Linked DNA regions of Homo sapiens: region 1 is linked to region 2. The links are chromatin loops, found by intact Hi-C in ENCODE. Cell type or tissue: endothelial cell of umbilical vein. All regions are shown on one strand. Links, peaks and the distances in the headings refer to the core of each region. The heading gives the core; the rest is flanking DNA.

Region 1 (8,339 bases), core at 35-8,034, 120 kb after region 2:
GAATTAATAAGTACTGCCACTAAGACTTCATGTTTGGAATTATTTATGTAATGTTAAGAGCCTGAGTCATACCATGGAATTTTCCTATTTTCAATATTCTCTTCTAATGAATAATTAAAGATGTTAACTTAACATTTTTGAGCACCCACCTCCAATAGATAACTTGAATGAGTCTACTTCTCCAATTATGTTGCCACCACTCTCATCCAGCCCCCATCAACTCTCCCCTTGACCACTGCAATAGCTTCCTAAAAGCTTCAACTCCAAGTCCACCCTTTTTTATTTATTTATTTTTATTTTTTGAGGCAGGGTCCAGGCTGGAGCGCAGTGGTGTAATCACCACTCACTGCAGCCTCAATCTCCTGGGCTTAAGCGATTCTCCCACTTCGGCCTCCTGAGTAGCTGGGACTATAAGCATGCACCTTCATGCCCAGCTAATTTGTTATATTTTTTGTAGAGACAGGGTTTCACTATGTTGCCCAGGCTGGTCTTGAATTCATAGTCTCAAGCAATCCTCCTACTTTGACCTCTCAAAGTGCTAGGATTACAGACATGAGCCACCACACCTGGCCACCAAGTCCACCCTTGATCCCAGTGCCAGTTATCCACTTATTTGCTCTTATCCTCAAGCCCACCTTTCTTTGCCCTACTGTATAATACTTGAACTGACTCTATAAACCACATTTCTACTTTGCCAGTCAATACAATGCTGGGTGCTGCCAGTAGAGGGTGCAGGATGAAGTCTACAAGCCTGGAAGAGGGAGAAAAGAATCTTTTTTTCTATTTTTTTTTTTTTTTTTTTTTTAGTGGCAGGAAGGGGCACAGTGTGCAGCTATTTCCTGTGGTGTTCTTCAAAGCAGCTGAGGTCCTTATGGTTCCAGCAAGCAGCCCCCTGCAAGTTTCTTCTTCCCCGCAGTGGTGAATAGCGTGTTCCTGCAGGAGTCACGCCTTCCCATCAGAGCATTGATCACAGACCTTACAGGACCTCCTCCAGATTTCCAAGTTCCTTCCTTGTTCTTCTCTCAGCCCTACAGGTGTTCTCTGCAGTTGTTCCCTCTTCTACACCTTTTAAAAGTTATCTACCTTGTGCATAGTTAACAACTCCTTCTATCAAATGTTCTCTATTGAAGTCACTCCACTGGTTTCTGCCTCTCCACTAGATCTTGACTAGGCTCCCTATTTTATTCTCCCCAAAATACACTCTTTATTTTATTCTCCAGAGAGTAGCCAGAGTGACTTATTTTTTCATTTGGGTCCCACTGATTAAGAGAATGAAAAATAGGCTCTAAGATGCATGAATCTCCATTCCCTGCTGATACATTTCTGTGGTTTCCCAATGCACTTGGAATAAAAGCTAAACTCTATCTTAGCCTCAAGACCTCTATCCAACTTCCCAAATTTATCTGACTTTCTTGTCCTATCTCACAGTACTCCGACACTGTGCTAGATGTGATGGTTTCCTGCTGGGATGGTTGGTTTAATGTGTCAACTTGGCTAGGTCATAGTACCCAGTTATTTAATCAAACACTAACATGGATCTAGCTGTGAAAGTATTGTGTAGATGTGGTTAGCATCTACAATCAGTTGACTTTAGGTAGAAGGAGATTACCCTCAATTATGTGTGTGGGCCTTAGCCAATCAGTTCGAAAGCCTTAAACGCAACAAAACTGAGGTTTCCTGGGCGAGGAAATTCTGCCTTAAGACTACAGCAATAGCCGGGAACAGTGGCTCACGCCTGTAATCCCAGCACTTTGGGATGCCGAGGCGGGTGGATCACGAGGTCAGGAGATCGAGACCGTCCTGGCTAACACCATGAAACCCTGTCTGTACTAAAAATACAAAAAATTAGCCAGGCATGGTGGTGGGCGCCTGTAGTCCCAGCTACCCGGGAGGCTGAGGCAGGAGAATGGCGTGAACCTGGGAGGCAGAGCTTGCAGTGAGCTGAGATAGTGCCGCTGCACTCCAACCTGGGTGACAGAGTGAGACTCTGTCTCAAAAAAAAAAAAGAAAGTATTACAGCAATAGCCCAAGAGTTGTAGCCTACTGGCCTGGCCTGCAAATTTCACACTTGCCAGCTCCTAAAATCACATAAGCAATTCCTTGAAATAAATAAGCAAATAAAGTAGGATATATAGCATATATAATGTATATGATTTTATATACATATACATACAACCTACATATGATGCTATACCTGGGCACCTCAGACTAGCCCTGGGGGCCTGCCTGGAGCTCTGCTCCCCACTTTGCTGGCTTGGCTTTGCTCATTCTTTAAATCTCAACCAAAGCTCTCCCTGACTGTTCTACCTAAGTAGATTTTACATCTGTTATTTGCTGTCACTTCAATTTGTTCTTTTCCTTTGAAGCATGTCTAACTACTTTTTTATTGTTGGTCTCCCCAAGGCTTTAATAATCAATGAGACATATTTATTTTGCTCACCACTTAGAACCTTGCCTGGCTTACAGTAGGTGTTCAATAAATATTTAACGAATGAATAAATTAACCTATCAAATGCCTAAAGCTTTTATTTCCTAAAAAGGAAATGCATAAATACATTTAAATTTTTTCTGAGTTTAATTCTGAAGTATTTTCAAAATATAGGAAACAATTTCAGATGTCCATATATTCCTACATTTTAGGAAAAACGTCAACAAGGGTTGAAATAAAAAGTATTTCTGATTAGCATTGATTTCATTTTTAAAAACCCAATACCATAATTGCCCCAATTTTTCTCACCTTGAAAAGTCTATCTAAACCCAAACCATTATGTGAAGCTCATCTCCTCCATAAAATAACCTCTCCTGACCACAGTAGCTCACTGGGAGCTCTCTTTGTCCATGTACCAGTGGTATTTATTTTGTACCACATGACTTTAGGGTTTAATTATTTGCTGCCTAAAATATTTGGCTACTGTTTCACATATTCCTTGTTAGTCCTCTTTCTCAAAGGACAATCTAAATGGCATCACTGTATTTTATTCATCTTTTTATTACAGTCAGCACCCAGAATAACACTTTGTACACTATTGGATGAAAAATTACATTTCTTTTTGAGTTCTTATTTCTCACCATTTTTTGTTTTTGAAACGGAGTTTCGCTATTGTTACCCAGGCTGGAATGCAATGGGCATGATCTCGGCTCACTGCAACCTCCACCTCCCGGGTTCAAGCGATTCTCCTGCCTCAGCCTCCCAAGTAGCTGGGATTACAAGCGCCCACCACCACACTTGGCTAATTTTTTTGTATTTTTAGTAGAGATAGGGTTTCACCACATTGGCCAGGCTGGTCTTGAACTCCTGACCTCAGGTGATCCACCTCCCTTGGCCTCCCAAAGTGTTGGGATTACAGGCGTGAGCCACTGCACCCGGCCTATTTCTCATTGTTGATCAAATAATAAACATCTCCTGCTTAAAGGCCTGGCTCACAAAAACCCACAAATAATAAATGTCTTACAACTACTCAGACCAATTATCTGGTGACTCTCTGAGCAATCCATTAAATACTTGACCAAAATCCTTCTTAGGAAGTTGGGCACTTTAGTCTCCTTCCAATGAGGCAACCCCTACTTCTTACTTTTGCTAGCTCTTTCCACCAGGAGCCATAAGTGATTTTTAAAATGTAATCTCCAGTTTAAATTAGAGGTTATAAATATGAACTATCAATGAAGAGTCAGTAAGAATATATAACGTGCCTTGACTGCTGTTTCCAAATGCCCTAGTGGCTTTTGTGATCAAGAGACACAAACTCATTTTGGAAGCATAGCTGAATTTGTAATGGCCTTCAGCCATGTACTTTCTCCACCAAGGGGCATTAAAATCATGACTACCATGATTTGATGGAAAAGGGAAGGAAGGAAGGAGGGAAGGAAGGAAGGAAGGAAGGAAGGAAGGCAGGCAGGCAGGCAGGCAGGCAGGCATGCTCTTCATATTGTAAACCTTTAAATTAAAATGCATATCCTGTGGGAAAGTGCAGTCCTGTCTCCCTCTGCTGGAATCATAGTAAAAATTGTTTAAGGCAACCTTTTCTTCATTTCCAAGCCTGCCTTTGATTGAAATCCATAGGCTTCTAGGCTCAAATACAGACTCACAAGAAGTCCCCAGGCTTCTTTTTGATCAAATTCGATATGCTTGTCAGGTTTCAGGGACGTCACTAGGGGCAGATGTGGTGGTGAAAAAAGGAAATGTTGTGAGATCAATTAGGCTTAAAGCCACGGTGGCAGTAAGAAGCCCTTCATGGGGGCTGCTAGGATGGAAGAGGTGTGTGGAAATGGGGTCCCCTCAGCATGTTGTCTGAGGACTGAATACAAAATGCAAGGACTTCTTTTGTTGTGCCCCCCAGCAAATCCAACTGCCTTGGAATAATAATAGTTTGCAATTGAATGGTGCTTTGGCATTTACAAAACATTTTCACATCAGTGATTTCATTTGGCCCCAAGAACAAGCCCTTGAAGTAGGCATAGCAGGTTACTACCTCCACTTCCTTGAGGAAGCACCTGAGGCCCAGAAACATAAAGTCATTTGCCCCAGGACACATGATTAATAGATAGGAAAACCTGTGCTTTTGATCCCGGGCTTGGGCTTTTTTGTGAGCTCTGTCCTCTCCTGCCCCTTCCTGAAATGGCTGATCTGTAAAATGATTTTATTTGTGACACATTCTCCTTATTTACCATGTTGCCCAACAGGACATTGTGATGACAACTCAGATCTTTTAGTTAATTAATTCCAGATTCTTCCCTGCTAATTAGAGGAGCTGATTCATTGGAATGAAATAGAGGCTTGGGGGGATGACAAGAATAAATTCTTTGAATGAGAAGCCACATTAGAAACTGTCAACTCTTGAAGAAAAGAAAGAGTGTGATTTAATTTTGTGATAAAATACACAACACACTTAAATTGAACTCATGAGTAAAGATACAATAGGAAGAACAACATAACACAAGTTGTGTGATTTAATGTATTACTATTTAACTTTTTTCAGCATGTGATTGTCTTGACTCACAGAGTAACTTTGATTGCATATAATTTCTTAAAATAAGTTAATATAAATTTCACTGTCTTTTAATCTATTGAAAAATGAAAACAAAATAAGCTTCAGAGTGTTTTCATTCATCTTCATTTTTTTTTTTTTTTCAGATTATTTGGTTCTTTGCTTTAAGGGAAAGAGAAAACACGGGCTCTTTATGAACCAGTGGAACTAATTTTTGTGGACTTCTGCCTTGTGAGGCTTAGGGCTGGGCTTTCCCTAGGTTATGCTTTCCCTAGGGGCTTCTGAAGTCACCATGAATCTTGCTCCATAACCTGGGCCCAGGAGAACATCCAGGGCAGCTTGGATGTGACTATAAATCACAGGTTTGTGGGGATTGCAGCTGATCGTTGATGGCATGAACTTACCTTAGGCATCTTTAAGAATCATGACTATTTTAGGTGGGATAGATGTTGGGGCTCCTCTAAGTTAATCTACCTCATTTACCAACAGCGAACTCATTCAGATGGGTTATTCAGTGTTGTTTGCTTTCCCCAAGTGGCTATAAAGTTGTAGGAGCTTCTTGTTTTTTATTAGTACCATTTAGGTACAACTGGTAATTTCCTGTCCCTTTCAGTCAATGCTGGAGATGGAGCCAGCCGATCTCTAGTGATGTGGTCTTTGGGGCTGTGACCTCTGCTTCTAACTGTTCTGTAGAAAATGCTAAAGTTGGCAATGCAGGTGGTTTTCTCAGTTGGTTCTTCTTGAGTTGAATATTCAGTAGTTTCTGGAGTTGCTGAGTGAAATTTCACCTAATTTAGAATTTCCATAGCTCATGCTCTGAAACCTCAGTAATCGGGACATGCAACTTTTAGAAAACCAGAATTATTTTGCTTAAAAAATGTTTTGCTTTCTGGTCAATTTACAGGTGTTAACTAGTGGTCCCTAGTTGTTTTAAAATAGAAAAGAAGGAAATAGTGCTCTCTCCATCCCCACGTGTCCCTACCCAGTCATGCAAGGTACCTCTCCAGTCTGGTTACCATAGCCTCTCAGGCAAAAGGAGGCAAAGCCTGAGGCACCAGAGAAGTCTGTAAGGAGCAAGGCCAAACTGTCCAGGCAGTGAGGACAGAGATTGACCTTGGATATGGGAATGCTTCCTTCTTAGCAATCAAAGCCAAAGGGTATTTCCCACCTCAGTTGAACACCATGTTGCACGTCCTGGGAAAGACAGCCTCATACAGGAGCTCATGAGATCTGCTCTATCAGGTTGGCGGTTCTAGTTGTCCCATAAATACAAAGATTGGTATAGTGTGCACGAAGCATATGGCTTACCCAGCCATCTCATTACAAACCTCTAGAAGACCAAAATGGAAAATCATTAACATTTTATGCAAAGTTTCAGCATCTTCTGTTATTTCTAATGGGTAACACTCCAAAGAATTTGAAGATAGCACAATCCTCCCACAAGTAAGCAAAGGCTGTGGATGGAGAGAGTTACTATAATGTAGGGATGCTACTCAGAGGTACGACAACATCTTCTTAGAAAGACAGACAGCACAATAGTAGCAGCTCAGACTTCAGCCAGTTCTGTCTGTGTTCAAATCCCAGCTTGGCCATTTATACCTGCGTGGACTCTGGAAGGGAAACCTGTCCACGCCTCAAGTTCCTCATTGTGAAACTGGATGATAGCAATAATACTTACTTCTTAAGGAGGTAAACAAGTTAATAAATGTAAAATGCTTAGAATCATGCATTACATGGGTAAAATGTTTGCAGTGGGCTAAATGTTTGTGTCTGCCCCCAACCAAATTCTAGGCTGAAACCCAAATTCTCAATGTAATGGTATTTGGAGGCAGGACCCTTTGGGAGGTGATTAAGTCGTGAGGATGGAATCCTCACAGGTGGGATTGATGTCCTTATAAGAAGAGACATGAGAGAGATGATCTCTCTCTGCTTGCCTCCAAGTGAGGATATTGCTAACCAAGAAGAGAGCCTTCACCACACACTGAATCAGCCAGGGCCTTGATCTTGGACTCCCCAGCCTCCAGGACTATGAGAAACAAGTGTTCATTGTTTAAGCCACCCAGTTGATGGTATTGTGTTATAGCAGCCTGAACAGACTAAGATGAAGTTCTACAACAGTTGCTCAAGGGAAAACTGTGTGAATTTATCGTAGACAACATCACCACTTTGCACTTATACAGGACTTTAAGCTGACAAGTGCATTCCCATGCATTCACTCATTTGCTTCTCACAACTCTGTGAGTTAGGCAAGGTAGGAGTCAGCACCTCCATTTTACACATAAGGAAACAGAGTCCGGGAATTTTCTCCACTGTAAAATGGAGACATCAACAGCCCACCAGGAGCAACTCATCTACAAATTGTAAACATGAATTTTCAAACCAAGCCTATTTTCTTCATTTGATTGAATATTGGTAGATAACTTTTAAAAACTGCATGAACTTGTATTTTTTTGCTTCATCTTGGCAACTTCTTCCACAAATTCTTCACTTGAACTTCACAAAGGGTCTAGTTGTATATTCACCACCCCTGAGCTTCGTTCACGAGTAACTATCTTAGATGAGCATGTTTCTGTGCTAAGACATGCACAACTCACATAACACCTTCAGGATTTTATAAGATTAAACGTACGCCTGACTTAGGTATGACACCAAAAGCACAATCAACCAAAGAAACAGCAGATAAGCTGGACTTCACTGAAATTTAAAATTTTGCTGCTTCAACAGACACCATCAAGAAAGTGAAAAGACAACCAACTGACTGGGAAAAAATATTTACAAAGCGTATATCTGATAAGTATCTGATAATTATATCTAGAATACATAAAGAACCCCTACAACCCAATAATTAAAGACAACCAAACTTAAAAATGGGCAATCCGAATAGACATTTCTCCAAAGAAAATATACAAACAGCCAATAAGCTTATGAGAAGATGCTCAACATCATTAACAATCAGGGAAATGCAAATCGAAACCACAATGAGATACCACTTCATACCCATTAGAGTGGCTATAATAAAAGACAGACAGTAGTAAGTGTTGATGAAGATTCAGATAAATTGGAAGCCTCATCAATTGCTTGTAGGAATGTAAAATGGTCCACACTTTAGCAAATAGTCTGCTCCTCAAAAAGTTAAATATAGAGTTACCATATGACCCAGCAATTCCACTCTTAGATTTATTCCCAGGAGAAATGAAAAAATATGTCTACACAAAAACATGTACACAAATGTTCATGGCAGCATGATTCATAATAGCCAAAAATAAAAACAAACCAAATATCATAAATAACATGTGGTATATTCATACAATGGAATATTATTTGGCAATTAAAAAGGAATAAAGTATTGATACA
Region 2 (8,339 bases), core at 286-8,285:
TGGGGGGCCTCGTGTAGCGAGACATGACCGCTTCCTCCGTTCCCTCCGGGTCTGCCCGCGGCCGCTGGACTCGCTCCGTCTCCCGCTACCGCTGCTACCACCACAGGAGCTCCGCCGGCCCCCGGCGCGACCCCCACCCCTCGGCCTCAGCCCCGCCAGCGCGCAGCCGCAGAGGCCGGCGCAGAGGGGGCGCAGCGCGGCGCCAGCCTGGACGCACGGGCCGGGGGCGGGGGCGGCGCCGGCGCGGCCCAGGGGCCGCGGGAATTCCGAAGACAGGAGCGCGGCCGTTCCCAGGCCCTATGGGATCCGGGTATGGGGGGTCCTGGAGTGCGACGGGATTTGGGGAGGGGGCGGCGAGGGCCAGTGTATGTCAGGAGGGCGGAGGCCAAGAGGGGGCTTGAGGCCGCGGCGGGGACGCCGGGGGTTAGAGGACCCAGAGGTGGTGGCGGGGCTGCGGCTGGGCGGAGGTGGGGTCAGTGAGAGCCGCTTTCAACCGCGCCCCCGCTCAGCCTCCGCGGCCCTCAGCGCATCGTCCTGAGCGCAGGACCTTGGCAGTTGGTAGGCCTCCTGCCCCTCTGGTCTTGAGCCTTCGGCTTTCCAACTGTGAGGTCTCGGTTTTGTTCGGATTTGTTTTTTTAATAGAGACGGGGTCTCGCTGTGTTGCCCAGGTGGTCTCAAACTCCTGGGCTCAAGCCTCTCCCGCCTCGGCCTTCCAAAGTGCTGGGATTACAGGTGTGAGCCACCGCGCCTGGCCTGTTGGATTTTTAAGTATTATATGATTCTTCATCCTTTATTCACTTGGGGCATAACACTCAGCTGTGAGTACATTCATTCAGATGTTTATTGAGCGTCTACTATGCGCCAGGCACTTAGCGTGGGATATAGCAATGAACAAACAGGCCAAGCCCCGCCCTCTGAGCTTACATTCTAGAGGGGGGACAAACGAATGTACAAATGAATACATGATGTAGAAGACAACAGTTTAAATGCAGGGACAGTTAAGCAAAATTTAAATTACCCTCTCCCTATTCCCCCAAAATGTTGTAGCCCATCCCCTTCTAGTTAGACTCGTCTTCGCCTTGCTCCTGTGGCCGGCAGGCACAGCCTGTTATTCAGGGCTGGGAGTGTAACCAGGCAACTCCTAAGTGTGAAGAGTGCCCCTTTTCGCTCGCAGAAGTGGTAGGCTTTGAAGAATACATGTCGTGGTCACCCTTCTAGCTCACAGCCCTCCCAGAGGCTGTGGAGGTTCCTGGGTCTGCAGCTGTACTGGAACGGTGGCTATTCTTTCATTCAGAAGGGATTGCTCTGGCACTGCAGGCACAGGGCTAGACTGGCACCGTGCCTATTCCCCTAGAGCTTAGAATTTGGTAGGGAGGCAGAATCTAACAATCACACTGGTAAAGATACAAACTATAATACAGGGCTATGAAAAGAACTATATGCTGCTGAGAGCAGGCATTGTGGGATGGTGAGCAAGGCTAGAGGGTCACTTATGTTCCCTGAACAAGTCTTGAAGAGATGGGTAAAGAATGGAGAAGAGTAATTAGTGCAGTGGAACAGCACGTGCAAAGGCTTTGAGGCAATATAGTAAATGAGGCAAAACAGGAGCATGAGGCTGGAGAAGAGTTGGAAAATGAGGCTGGAGAGCAGGCTGGATTCATAATACAAAAGCTTAGAATGCTTACCATGTGTTAGTTGGCTAGGGCTGCCATGACAAAGCACCACAGATTTGGTGGCCCGAAACAACAGAAATTTATTCTCTTGTAGTTCAGAGGCCAGAAGTCTGAAATCCAGGTGTCCGCAGGGCCATCATCTATCTGAAGGCACTCTAGGGGAATCCTCTGTTTCTTCCAGTCTTTGGTGGCCCCACACATGTTTTGGCTGTGGATACATAGATCCAGTCTCCACTTCTGTCTTCACATGGCCTCCTGTCTTTCTCTCTCTCTTTCTCTGTCTCTCTCTCTTTTTATTTTAGATGGAGTCTATGTTGCCTAGGCTGATTTCAAACTCTTAGGCTCAAGTGATCCTCCTGCCTTGGCCTCCCAAAGTTGAGATTACAGGTGTGAGCCACTGTATTAGTCCGTTTTCACACTGCTGATAAAGACATACCCAAGACTGGGGAGGCCTCACAATCATGGTGTAGGGCAAAAGGCACATCTTACATGGTGGCAGACAGAGAATGAGAGCCAAGCGAAAGGGGTTTCCCCTTATAAAACCATCAGATCTCGTGAGACTTATTCACTACCAGGAGAACAGTATGGGGAACTGCCCCCATGATTCAGTTATCTCCCTCTAGGTCCCTCCCACAATACGTGGGAATTATGGGAGCTAACAATTCAAGATGAAATTTGGGTGGGGACAGAGCCAAATGATATCAGCCATCTATCCTATCCAGTTCTATCTCTTATAAGGACATTTGTCGTTGGATTTAGGGCCCACTTGGTTAATTCAGAATGATCTCATCTTGAAATCCTCACTTACATCTGCAAAGATTCTTTTTCCAGATAAGGATACATACCTGGAGATAGGACTTGGACATGTATTTTTGGGGGCCGCCATTCAAACCACTACATTGACTTTGCAAATAAAAAACTTGACCAAAGAAAAGAAACTTGACCTGGTGGGTAGTCACAATTACTCATCCCTGACATACTGTTAAGTGGAGAAAAATCAATTCATGAGACATGTAAACGATTAACCTATTTAGTTAAAAATATATTGGCCAGGCGTGGTGACTCATGCCTGTATCCTGGTGCTGTGGGAGGCCAAGTTGGGAAGATTGCTCCAAGCTAGAAGTTCGTGACCAGCTGGGCAACATAAGAGAATCTCCCCATCTCTACAGAAAATTAAAAAAAAAAAAATTAGCCAACCATGGTGGCACATGCTTGTAGTCCTAGCTGCTCAGGTGGCTGAGGCAAGAGGATTGCTTGAGCCCAGGAGTTGGAGGCTGCAGTGAACTATGTTTGTGCCAGTGCACTGCATTCCAGCATGAGTGACAGAGCAAGACCCTGTCTGTAAATAAATAAATAAATTTATCTGTATGTTCATGTATAAATAGAATTTTTCTATTCTATTTTTACCTATTCAGGTATAGGTATTATACTCTGATACTTGCTTTCTTCTTATCTTTTAGTATTGTCAGATTTTTTTAATGCTTTTTATAAATATAGAAAAAAACCACAAAGCTCTTTACAGTTTGAAAAAAGCTTTTGTAGGAGTATCCAAAAATACTTAGCATGCATGTATGGATAGGGGGTGTTTTTTCTGTTCCTTTTGATGGAAATACCTGAGGAAAGGGTCTTCAACTGTGTAAGGAGTTTCTCTTAGCAACTTGAACTTAAAAGGTAGCTGGAATTGATATAAAATAAGTTGTGGAGCCATAATTATTTATATTACATAAAAACGTATGTTCTTTTTTCCAGATATGATTTGAGGCAGCTAGTGTAAAGTGTAAGAAAGCTGTTTTCTGGTTGGAAGGCCTAAGGAGAGAACATCGTCGGGCACGGCCAACTAAGGAATGTTACAGTCAGCTTGGCCAGTGTCTTGCCCTGGTCCTTAAACCAGTTGAGATGAGTAACTGATGAAGCTGTATTTTGTCTTCCCTTTGGCAGATTAGGATACTTGAAGAGGTAGGGGAAAGGCTTAGGTCAAGAGTAAACACCCTGCCTGTCCCTGGACTCATAAACATATTCATATTTACCCTTTGTTCTAGAACTTAAGTGCCATTTAACAAAAGTATTGCTTTATTGAATCATTGCTTTAAGGCACCAAATGGTACCCTCCAGGCTTAGGAGAGTTAATGTTTTTCTTAAATTGCCTGAGGATTCCCAAGGAGTATACCACTGGCAAATCTGACAACTGTTCCCATAACAAAAGCCTCATTTTTACATGAGAGTTTCATATATTGTTCTTCGAAGTAACTGTTGCTTCCATTACTTTTTATTTAATACATTTAAAAAATTATGATCAATTAAATGCTTTTTAAGTTTTCACCTAAGAGAGACTTTGATTTGAAAATATTTTAGGAAAACCTGTGTCATATCTCATTTAGATATCATCACCTGACTTTTCAAAAGTAAATACATTTTAAACTTTTTCATTGGAATCACGGTTTTATAAAGTGTATTGCAAGAAAAATTCAGAATCTCTTTTCAGTTTTACAAGTCTTTAAAATTAGTAGTCTATGTTGTGTTTAAAATAGAGCCACATGTGAATCTATTTATAATGTTTGGTTGTTTACTCCTGAATCCTGTCTTTGGGGAAATTGCTGATATGACAATAACTTACTGTCATTTAGAATCTAAACACTTAGGACTTTCCTCTTATCTCTACCTACCTGCACATAGTCTGAGCTGACTATCTCTTACATTCTTTTTGTCTCTTAGAAACATCTATTCTGAATGGTACAGGAGAAGCACAAACCTCTCAATATCATCAGTAGATTTGTGGGAGAAGAGTTTGGGTTATTAGTAAAGTTCACAATTCAAGGCTGTCACTATTTCTTCCTAATTACCATGGATAATCAAGAAGTTGAGGCAGGTTTACAATGTTGAGCAATACATACGATATTTGTTATTCTAAAGCAATCTGATAGAGTATGTGGTTGAATAAGCTTTTCTTCCATTTCTTAAATGGCTCAGAATGGGCTAATTATCAGGTCTAATCAAGAAGTCAAATAGTAAAAGACTGATTAATATTTTAACTGCATTAAACAATACATCTGATTAATATCTTAATCAGATTAATTAACTAGTTTTGTTTATTACTGTCATAGTGGATAACTAGAACTAATTGAAAATTAAATTGTATTTAGGTAGGTATTAGTGTCTTGAAATTTGTGTGATTAAAAAGTACCTTGAAGAAACAGTGTCAGGATTAATGAAGTCAACAGAGAATATCATTTTATGTTGTGAACTCACTCTCCAACAGATGGTGCTAGCTTTCCTCTAGTGAGAGCTGCCATGGCCTATCCTTTCTTAAAACAAACCATGAAGAGTGATGTGGGGATTTGTATAGAACACATTGTAAACATTTTTCTATTACCTATGTACTTTGGTTTATAAGACATCATCATTCCACACAATCAGTTGGAGAATCTATGATTGTATCCTTTTATGAATTTGATCTCTTCTGCTATAGCCATAAGAAATCATGTTTTTAAAAAGGTCATTTGTGTGATAATAATGTAACTAGGAGGGATCAAACTAACTTTTTCAGAAAAGTCAACTTAGAAGGCCTGTCACTTTTCCTGTATATTCCCTAAAATGATGTTGGGTATTGAAAATCTTGGGGGGGTGTTTCTTTCTAATTAATTTGCCATTTGCTTAGTGTTGATCTATTGTATGTGAAGCACAGTGCTAGGAACTGGGGATGAAAATAGAAGTTATGCTCCTTAATTCTCAAGGACCTAGTCCATTGTTTCCCAAACTTAAGTCGTTTTCATCCATCCTGTGAGATTTTTGCCATAATGATGTACTTCTTTACCATAATATGTTTACTTTAAATTAGCTCACTTTTATTTAAAAAGAAAGCTCTATCACCAATATTAATTTTTAAAGTTTTATGGACAGAAGGAGAGCCAGGCACAGTTGCTCATGCCTGTAATCTCAGTGCTTTGGGAGGCTGAGACAGGAGGATTGCATAAGGGCAGGAGTTTGAGACTAGTCTGGGCAACATACGATACCTCATCTCTAATAAAAATAAAAACAAATTAGCTGGGCATGGTGGTGTGTGCCTGTAGTCCCAGCTACTCAGGAGGCTGGAGCACAAGAATCTCATGAACCCAAGAGGTGGAGGTTGCAGTGAGCTGAGATCGTGCCACTGCACTCCAGCCTAGGCAACAGAGTGAGACTGTCTCAAAAAAAAAAAAAAAAAAAGGTTTATAGACAGAAGGAGAGCCAGGCACAATGGCTCATGCCTGTAATCCCCGTGCTTTGGGAGGCTGAGGCAGGATGATTGAGGCCAGGAGTTCAAGACTAGTCTGGGCAACATATGATAACTCATCTCTAGTAAAAATAAAAACAAATTAGTTGGGCATGGTGGAGTGTGCCTGTAGTCCCAGCTACTCTGGAGGCTGAGGTGGGAGGATCACTTGAGTCCAGGAGGTTGAGACTGAAGTGAGCTGTGTTCGTGCCACTGCACTCTAGCCTGGGCAATAAAGCAAGATCATGTCTCAAAATAATAATAATAAACAAAACCATGTTGGAAATTCCAGCCGATTACTTTTGTCTGCGCAGGCTCCAAGCCTGCTCTCTCTTATAAAAGGGAAATTAATCACTCAATATAGAGATGTTGAAGACATACTGGCACAAAACTAAAACTTTCTCCCTAATGTAAATATGGAAAGGGCCTAGTCTGGGCAACATACGAAACCTCATCTCTAATAAAAATAAAAACAAAGTAGCTGGGTATGGTGGTGTGTGCCTGTAGTTTTAACTCTCACACTATGCAATTCCACATTTAATGTCTCATCAGTGTAACATATAAAACTAAATAGTACCACCACTGGTGAGTATCTTTAATTTTTGAGAGACGTTCTTGCTAGAGATAGACACGTATGTAAATAAGTCATTATAATATTGTTTCATTAGTGCCACATAAAGGTATTTCGGAGTAGTATGGAGGATATAATGGAAACAGATTAGTTCTCTGGCGGGGAGTACTAGGAGTTATTTTAGAGGAAATCAATGTTTGTGCTATTTATTGGATTAAATTCACCCAGGAATAAAAAAAGCAAAGTGAACTCGATGAGCAAAGGGACATTTGTGGTGAGAGTAGTGTAGTGTTGCTGAACTAGGGGAGAAGGAAGGAAGAATGCTAAAGAGATTGGAATGGAGATTTAGAGCCAAAGTTGTTTTTGTTGTTGCTGTTGTTGTTTTTTTTTTTTTTTTCAATTCGGGGTCTTGCTTTGTTGCCCAGGCTGGAGTGCAGTGGTGCAGTCATGGCTCACTGCAGCCCCAACCTCCTGGACTCAAGCAATCCTCCCACTTCAGCTTCCCAAGTTGCTGGTGCTACAAGTGTGTACCACCATGCCCTGCTAATTTTTAAATTTTTTATAGAGGTAGGTCTTGCTATGTTTCCAGGCTGGTCTCACACTCCTGGCCTCAAGTGATCCTCCTGCCTCAGCCTTCCAAAATGCTGGGGTTACAGGTATGTAACCCCACTGTACCTGGCCCCATCAAGATTTTTTAAGCAGGAGATTAAGATCAGATTTGTGTTTAATAAGGATATTCTGACAAAAATGTGGAGGATGAATTGGAACAGTAGAGACTGGTACAAGCAGATCAGTTAAAAGGGTCTTGTGTGTGATATATTTTCTCTTTTAAAAAGTATTTCTCACCGGGCGCGGTAGCTCACGCCTGTAATCCCAGCACTTTGGCAGGCCGAGGTGGGCGGATCACGAGGTCAGGAGATCGAGACCATCCTGGCTAACACGGTGAAACTCCGTCTCTACTAAAAATACAAAAAATTAGCTGGGTGTGGTGGCAGGCGCCTGTAGTCCCAGCTACTCAGGAGACTGAGGCAGGAGAATGGCGTGAACCTGGGAGGCGGAGGTTGCAGTGAGCCGAGACCGCGCCACTGCACTCCAGCCTGGGTGACAGAGCGAGACTCCGTCTCAAAAAAAAAACCATTTCTCAGCTGGGTGCAGTGGCTCATGCCTGTAACCTCAGAACTTTGGGAGGCCAAGGCAGGTGGATTACCAGAGGTCAAGAGTTCAAGACCAGCCTGACCAAAATGGTGAAACCCCGTCTCTACTAAAAATACAAAAAAATTAGCCGGGCGTGGTGGCGGGTGCCTGTAATCCCAGCTACTCGGGAGGCTGAGGCAGGAGAGTCTCTTGAGCCCAGTAGGCGGACGTTGCAGTGAGCCAAGGTCGCACCATTGCACTCTAGCCTGGGCAACAACAGCAAAACTCTGTCTCAAAAAAAAAAAAAAATTCTCAGCCAGGCACAGTGGCTCATGCCTGTATTCCCAGCACTGTGGGAGGCCCAGACAGGCGGATCACTTGAGGTCAGGAGTCCGAGACCAGCCTGGCCAACATGGCAAAACCCCATCTCTAGTAAAAATACAAAAATTAGTTGGGCATTGGGGTGGGTGCCTGTAGCCCCAGCTACTTGAGAGGCTGAGACAGGAAAATCACTTGAACCTGGGAGGTGGAGGTTGCAGTTAGCTGAGATCATGCCACTACAATGCAGCCGGGGCGACAGAGTGAAACTCTGTCTCAAAAAAAAAAAAAGTAAAGTATTTCTTGGCTGGGCATGGTGTCTCATGCCTGTAGTATCAGCACTTTGGGAGGCCAAGGCAGGAGGATGGCTTGAGCCCAGAAGTTGGAGACCAAC

What was found. Hi-C counts contacts between places; a loop is a spot of excess contacts. Peaks named below come from ENCODE experiments on the same cell type or tissue, not always from the same donor. Only the 100,000 strongest peaks of a DNase experiment are listed, where the experiment ranks them.
Region 1: a loop joins it to region 2, with 17 times the contacts of the local background. A loop is called at or near these places in 76 of 110 quality-filtered maps.

Annotation. Positions count from the first base shown.
Region 1 is chr6:89,238,778-89,247,116 of GRCh38, forward strand. No RefSeq gene overlaps it. Among named protein-coding and RNA genes, the nearest start is that of GABRR1, 26 kb to the left of the region's middle. In endothelial cell of umbilical vein, for the core only: CTCF peaks have their summits at 701 (motif pointing right) and 3,989 (motif pointing left); a DNase peak (open chromatin) is centred at 4,004; H3K27me3 peaks cover 1,642 bases.
Region 2 is chr6:89,117,863-89,126,201 of GRCh38, forward strand. It overlaps SRSF12 (serine and arginine rich splicing factor 12), which reads right to left and starts at 209. Exons shown (of 5, transcript NM_080743.5): 1 at 1-209. The coding sequence starts at 25. It also overlaps a transcript of PM20D2 not described here. RefSeq lists a silencer at 1-62 and an enhancer at 4,913-5,042. In endothelial cell of umbilical vein, for the core only: no CTCF peak of the experiment used is centred there; a DNase peak (open chromatin) is centred at 4,949; H3K4me3 peaks cover 269 bases; H3K27me3 peaks cover 571 bases.